Regions from separate parts of the Homo sapiens genome. Here region 2 is linked to region 1. A link is a contact called in ENCODE Hi-C or POLR2A ChIA-PET data. All regions are on one chromosome and are shown on one strand. The core of a region is the stretch at or near the end of the contact, and the rest is flanking DNA. Distances in the headings are between cores, read along the strand shown. Region 1 holds the start of USP16 (ubiquitin specific peptidase 16). Region 2 overlaps MAP3K7CL (MAP3K7 C-terminal like).

The links. Hi-C counts contacts between places; a loop is a spot of excess contacts on that map. ChIA-PET counts read pairs that join two places held with the same protein, here RNA polymerase II (POLR2A). Pooled maps may share reads with other maps.
Region 2: a pooled map shows a loop between it and region 1 (2.1-fold over the local background). The contact joins the enhancer-like site here to the promoter of USP16 in region 1. A Hi-C loop is called at or near these places in 5 of 50 pooled maps. POLR2A ChIA-PET finds 5 or more read pairs at or near these places in 3 of 52 experiments (AG04450, MCF 10A and activated B cell).

What each region holds. Positions count from the first base shown.
Region 1 is chr21:29,022,885-29,026,747 of GRCh38, forward strand. It overlaps USP16 (ubiquitin specific peptidase 16), which reads left to right and starts at 1,784. Exons shown (of 18, transcript NM_006447.3): 1 at 1,784-1,893. RefSeq lists an enhancer at 1,660-2,049.
Region 2 is chr21:29,153,116-29,156,833 of GRCh38, forward strand. All of the region lies in intron 3 of MAP3K7CL (MAP3K7 C-terminal like), which reads left to right. Among named protein-coding and RNA genes, the nearest start is that of MAP3K7CL, 24 kb to the left of the region's middle. Within about 2 kb of position 2,441, at least 15 of the 41 ENCODE cell types and tissues checked have a DNase peak (open chromatin) inside an H3K27ac peak, as active enhancers do.

The DNA of each region.
Region 1 (3,863 bases), core at 534-3,033:
TCATCTAAATCACCAGAGACCAAACAAGGACCAGCCCAATATCTCTTGGACTGTAATGTCATAATGTTGTCAGAATACAGAGAAAGATGAAACTAAGCCGGGTCCGGTGGCTTATGCCTGTAATCCAGCATTTTGGGAGGCCGAGGCAGGTGGATCACTTGAGGCCAGGAGTTCAAGACCAGCCTGGCCAATATGCTGAAACCCTGCCTCTACCAAAAAAATACAAAAGTTAGCTGTGTGGTGGGGTGGCACGTGCCTATAATCCCAGCCACTGGGGAGGGTGAGGTGGGAGAATCGGGAGGTGGAGGTTGCAGTGAGCTGAGGTCGTGCCACTGCACTCCAGCCTGGGTAACAGAGTGCAACCCGGTCTCAATAAATAAATAAATAAGTAAATAAAACAAAAATTATCTCAGCAGTAAAAAGCAAGAGAGCTAGTTTTCCCCCAAATTTAACCAAATGTTACTCTGGTGGTTAGTATGCCACCATCTTAAACTCCTTTTATCTGATTAGTAAGGATGGACATTTATTTTATGACCAATTGTTCTTTTATGGTGAATTACCTGTTTACATATCTATTTTTCTATAGCTATCTGCAACTCCCCCGACCCCCACGGTAGCGATTACTATCTTCTCTACTAAACTAAGACTCCAGGGCAGAGAGGCCTATGTTTAATTCATTTGAGGAAAGGCTTGGCACAAAGTGTGCACTTACATATTTTCTTTTTTTCTTTTTGAGAGGGAGTTTTGCTCTTGTTGCCCAGGCTGGAGTGCAATGGAGTGATCTTGGCTCATTGCAACCTCTGCCTCCAGACTTCAAGCGATTCTCCCCCTTAGCCTCCCGAATAGCTGGGATTACAGGCGCCCGCCACCACGACCGACTAATTTTTTGTATTTTTAGTAGAGACGGGATTTCACCACGTTGGCCAGGCTGGTCTCGAACTCCTGACCTCACGTGATCCACCCGCCTCGGCCTCCCAGTGTTGGGATTACAGGGGTGAGCCACCGCGCCAGGGCTCGCACTTACAAATTTTCAAAGAATGGACAGTAAATATTTGAAAATCCCCTCCTCCCCCGCAATTTATCTGACACCGTCTTTCGGTTTTGCTTTAAAAATTCACTCTCGCGGCCGGGCGCGGTGGCTCACGCCTGTAATCCCAGCACGTTGGGAGGCCGAGGCGGGCGCATCACAAGGTCAGGAGTTGGAGACCAGCCTGGCCAATTGGTGAAACCCCGTCTCTACTAAAAATACAAAAATTTTAGCTGGGCGTGGTGCCGTGCGCCTGTAGTCCCAGCTACTCGGGAGGCTGAGGCAGAAGAATGCACTCCAGCCTGGGCGACAGAGGGATATTCCGTCTCAAACAAACAAAAAATCACTCGCTGCGTTTTTTATTCTGACATGGTGCAGGAAGGTAAATTCAAGACAACTTAGGTACTCAGTTTTAGAAGTCGACAGGACAGAATTACGGAAACAAATTTAAGCGTTCCCCCTTTTAGCTCCAAATATAATGTGTTCCAGAAAGGTAACCATCTAGGAAACTCCAAGGCTCAGACCACCACCGGATGCCCACACTTCAGGAGCATTTATATAACTTCGTGGTTATGTCAGAGACGAGAAAACCCATTGACAACCAAACCCCTAAACCCGAACATCCGGCGCAAGCCGCACGCAGGCGCAGATTTACTAGCGTCAGAGCCGATGGTCCCGGGAGGTGGGGGTGGGGTGGTGGTGGCCTAGCCACTTCCCATAATGCCGCGTTCCGGAAGTTATTGCTTTCCAGGGGTCACTCTGGCTTCGACTCCGTCGCTCTCAATTCGTCACCAGGAGGAAGACGGAGCTGGCTGCCCAGCCCAAAGGCCCATGAGGGGATGCAGTTATGGGCTCTGTCGCCGTGGGTGAGTTCTGGTCCCACTGCCTGGCAGTCGTCGCTCGCCTGGCTTTCTGCGCTGGGAGAGCTCCTGTTTTCCGCCCCAACTTCGTTCTCTTCTTGAAGGCCGCTCTCCTTAAGCACGTAACCCGGCTACTTTCCGGTACTGCGATCTCATTGGCTGCATGTTCTGTCAGTTCCAGAAGCTGGCCAATGAGATGCCGCTGCTGGCGGCCTTCTCGACCCCGTGGACCCAGAGGTTCCCCCGTGGGATCGGAGCAGTTAGAAGGGGAGGAGAGGGAAGGTGTGGCAGGCGCCGAGCAAATGGGTGGGTGGCGCGTGGCAGGGACTTCCCTATGGGTTGGAGCTGGATTTGCAGCCGTGTTCATACGGCTGGTAGGAAAAGCAGGATCTGTCACTTATCCAATTGACTATATCTAGGAGGGGATTGATATACGCAAAACTTGAAAGCCACGTTAACACCTGCTGACAAAGTTTTCCACACGCTTACATTTTTAATGGAACCGAGTAGGCAGGGGAAGACTGGGAGGGCAGAGAGTGAAGAGACTTGGAATAATATGAGAACCGGCAAGACTATCTTTGATTTAGATTTTGTATGGAGTCCTGCGAAGAGTCATTTCACTAAGACGTTAATGCTCATCCGATGACACTACTTGAAAAGTGTATTAAGTTTATTGATGTTTTATAGCTGATGGAAGTCACAATATGCTCTCCTCATGACTCATTAGTTGCCTTTATAGTTGTCAGAACTTTACTGAGGCTCTTTCCGCAGCACTGGAGTGACCCCTCTGTCCTCTGCCTGCAGTAATTAACAATTCGTCTTTCAAGTTTTCCTATGGAGTCTAAGCTGCTGCAATCCTCAAACCAGATTTACTAGTGCTGTCTTCACTACTGCAGACTTCTGACTTCTCATTTTTCACCCTTTTCTTTTTCACCAGAACTTGTTTGCTTCATTCTTATGTACCTACCTTTGCACCTTGTAATCATCCTTTATGCCTCAGGTACTATTCTATTTTTCTATTTCAATGCAAGAAGTATTTCTTCAGGACCTGCTATGTACTAACATTATGCTAGATATTATAGGCAGTTCCAAAACTGTGCTTGAAACCATTTATTTTTCTAAGAACTTTAGATTCTGCTTACAGAAATAACATAAACCCAGATTAAAGATTTAAGAAATTCACTAGAATATGGGATAAGGGGACAAGATGACTAGAGCATACCATAAATACTGGGGAAGTTCAGTGGAGAGGTTTATTTAGAGTAGAATGATTGTCTAAGGCTTCCTTGAAATGGAGAGCTTCCAAGATTGGTAAGATTTAGATAGAATATTACAGCTAGAAATCAAAGACATCAAGGCGGGGAGGGTACAAAGTGTTTTGGAGTGGAGTACAAGAGAAGGACTTGGCCAGGTGCTGTGGCTCACGCCTGTAATCCCAGCACTTTGGGAGGCCGAGGCAGGTGGATCACGAGGTCAGGAGTTCAGACCAGCATGGCCAAGATGGTGAAACCCCGTCTCTACTAAAAATACAAAAATTAGCCGGGTGTGGTGGTGGGCGTCTGTAATCCCAGCTATTCGGGAGGCTGAGGCAGGAGAAGCACTTGAACCCGGGCGGCAGAGGTTGCAGTGAGCCGAGATCGGGCCACTGCACTCCGGCCTGGGCGACAGAGCAAGACTCCGTCTCAAAAAAAAAAAAAAAAAAAGAGACAGACTTGATTGGCAGGTAAAAAGTGGTGGTCTTGAAACCCAAACATCTGCATTTTACCTTTTTTTTTTTTTTTTTTTTTTTTGGTAGAGATAGAGTGTCGCTTTGTTGCCCAGGCTAGTCTTGAACTTCTGGCCTCAAGCCGTCCTCCCACCTCGATCTCCCAAAGTGTTGGGATTACAGGCGTGAGCCACCGCACCCAGACAACATCTGCCTTTTAGCTCATCGTTTGTGTGATCTTTCACCATTTTTTTTTCCTGACTTTTCTCCT
Region 2 (3,718 bases), core at 1,191-3,690, 130 kb after region 1:
GCCAAAAAAAGCCTTGTGCAAGAATAGCAGTGAAAAACATTTCTCTTGATGTCTCTATTAATGCAAAATATTGAGCAAGAGACCGCAGGAGAAGGTAGGTGTTAAAATGAATATCTCTTTATAATGTTCATTTGTGGGCCTTGGGCCTCTGTCCAGGAGTAGGTGGAAGGTCAGTTCTATTTGTGCAGATTCCTTTCTTGGGACTAGGTTTCTAAATTTCCCATGCCCATCAGGGACAGTATTTGAGTAGAGCTAGTGTAGATGATATAGTCAGAAGAAAGGACGCCCAATTCTATGTCCATTTCTAAGAATGAATGAAAAATCACTATTCTCTTTCTTTTTTATGTTTTGAGACAAAGTCTTGCTCTGTCACCCAGGCCAGAGTGCAGTGGCATGATCATGGCTCACTGCAGCCTCGACCTCCCCAAGCTCAGGTGATCCTCCCACCCCAGCCTCTTGAGTAGCTGGGACCACAGGTGCATGCCACCACACCTGGCTAATTTTTGTATTTTTTGTAGAGATGGGGTTTTGCCATGTTGCCCAGATTGGTCTCAAACTCCTGTGCTCAAGGGATCTGCCCACCTCAGGCTCCCAAAATGCTGAGATTACAGATGTGAACCACCACACCCAGCCATTACTTTTCTTCAGGTCTCAGCTTCTTTCTGTTTGACTTGTCTCTCTCTGTTCTAAAAGATGGTGGCATCCTTTCATGGTCCCAGGGTTTGGGTCAAGACCAAGCCTGTCTTACTGCTTAAGCATGTTATGTTTTTGGAACCATGATTTGACTTACACATGATCCAAAACTATGCTATAACGTGGTCTTAACTTCATTGGAATGAGAAATATGTTTTATTGTCAGGTATAGGACATGATAACTAATAAGAATGACAATGACCAAGGCATGGGCATTAGCATTGGGTTGGCCTGGATTTGGATCTCAGCTAAATTTGTGATTTCCAGCATGTTATTTACTCTCTTGAAAGCTCACTTTCCTCAACTGCAAAGTGGAGATAATGATATCAATCTCACATTGTTGTGGGAATTAAATACGGTAATGAGTAGATCTAGCACAGTCCTTGACAAAATAATTGCTCAATTAATGTAAATTTCATTCTCTGGTGAAATTATTTATTGAATGAAATACTTAAGAATAAGTAATTTATTTTTATTCATGTAAAATGAAATAAAAGCATCTGCTTGAATTTTTAAGTTAGGGATAGAAGTTCTGATGCCCTCTTCTTTTCATTAAGCCAAGGTGCTTCGAGAACAATATGACTTTTTTTTTTTTTTAACCAAATTGAGCAATAGCTTCAATCCCTCCTTAAAGTCCTCCTATCTAATCTGAGATGACAGTGACAGGTGTCTCTGTGGTACACACTGAACTAACAGAGTCTGATAAGTCCAGAAACTGATGTCACCTCCACAAATAAACAATTTCGTAGCTTCAGTTGTGTACCATAATATCCTGTTATCCAAGCAGCCTCTCCGAAAACTTCTTTTAGATTTTGCATCAATATATTGCTTGACATCTGGGAAATGAAAATGATAGAAAATGAAGAAGTCTAGCCTTCCAGGATTCTGCTACACTGGTCTTTAACATCCATCTGGAAATGTGGTTAGGGTATATTCTCATAGAAAGCACCAGACGTAGCTGACATTTTCTCTCATACACACATTGAAAAGTATTGTATACTGCAATTTTTCTTTGATTGCTGTGTCCACACAGAAAACATATATAGATACTTTGGAGCTTTTCAATAATGCCTTTAATTTTTTGTTTGTTTTGAGAAGCTCAGTTGTCATTTAGGTATGGCTTGTTCAAAAAGTTTGCTACTCTTGTGTTCTTTCTCCTTTTGATATTGTTTATGTCAACAGAAATGACTTAAATATACTTTACTCCAGTGTAACATGATGTATAAGTTCTGTAGTATAATTGATAGTGCTCAACTTGTACTGTAATGTAGATACTATATAAATGTCATTTCTTAAAATATTTAAAGTTCTAAGATAATAGAGTTCTTAAATATCGAAATCAGCATGGACTGTGTTTTTCCTCTCAGTTTTAACAAACGATGCTTGTTAATTTTAAGACATTACAATGTAATGTAAATTTAAATCAGACACCCCCATCTTTCCCAAAAGTAGGTAACCCTGAGAATCAAGGAATAAATACAAAGAGTGCTCAGCGAGTGTAGAATGTTTAGCTTCCTAAATATATCTCCTGTGTGGGAAGCTGGGATAGGAAAATTAAATTCTGACATTTTTGAAGAGGATGGGGCCAGTAGTATTCGCAGAAGCCAAATAGAAAACGGAAACGCCCGAGCCGGCTTTGCTCCTAGCTGAGGGTGGCTTGGCTGGGTCCTTCCCCATGGGGTCTGTTCCAGGGAGTGGAATCCACTTCGGGAGGAGCTTGCTATGAACCGGCAAGCTCAGGCAGAGAGCAGAACAGCACCATAGCACCGTGTGGCTCAAGCCGGCATTCTTGGAACCGGACCCTGCGGTTTCTCTCTTACTTCATCTTGTTAAATCGGTCCTGATAATTGGGGCGGATACCAGAGATAGCAGCAGCTCCTTCACGCTGCACTGCCATGAAATATTAAGCCCTTGCGAGCTCCATCCTCAGGCGGCAGCGGGAGGAGGCGGAGATGGAGGAAAAGTGGGCGAGGAGGAAGTATCTCCTCCTGGGCTGTGACCTCACCCAAGCCCCAGTCTGTGTCTTGGAAACATGTGTTTCAAAGTTGGCTTGAGGCGCTGTTAGGAGAAGGTGTTAATTTCACCTCCTAAGAACTGGCTGCGTTGTATAGTAAACCAGATACGATGGCAGGGAGTGCATCTGAAAAGCTGCTGCTGTGACCGCACAGAATTTGTGCTCTAGTACATTAGCAGTATCTTTATTCTTCAATTTATCAACTCAACTATCTTTGGATTCCTTTTCTTTGGAGTGCAATATTTCATTCTTTAAGCAGGAAGGTGGGATAAGTGTATCCAAAATTGGAGGATGTAGCATCATTGTGGAGAAAATAACAAGGGAATTTTTTTCCTCCTGATGTGAAAAATAATTAACTATCAACATTAAGAGTTTATTTATCGTACATCCATTCCCAGCATGGGCTTATAACTATGAAAATCTCTCTGACAAGAATAGTCAAAATCAAGCAATGAGAACTGAAATAGTGTTTCTTTTATTCCAAGAAGTTAATAGATGTTTTCTCATCTAGTTACCCACAGGTATTCTTTTAAGTTATTTTACAGTTTTTAATTTGAGCATGTGTTACATAAACCCACGTACAGCCAGTTAATTCATGAGTGCCAGTGTTTTACATGTCATGTTACTTAAGCGTACTGACACTCCATTTTTAAACTGGAAACCTGATTCTTGAATTCTAAGAATCGATTTCCTCAGGCAGAAGCTTGTGTTTGATTAATACTGTTGGCCATATATTGTCTCTTATTTTGAGGGATTACCTCTCAAAAGGTAAGGTAAGAGAGGATTACCCTCAGTCAGGACCTGATGATACAACATACATACACACATTATATCACAAAGCAATGAGAGTTATTCCATCCTACATGGAACAACACATCACATTATTCTATAGTGCCACTTTTTGTATTAGGTATAAAACCTGAATATCTTAATACTTGTATTCACCAGAATTCCTGCTGGGACAAGAACCATATATATTTAAGCAAATTCTTTGATCAGTTTCCTGGCTGG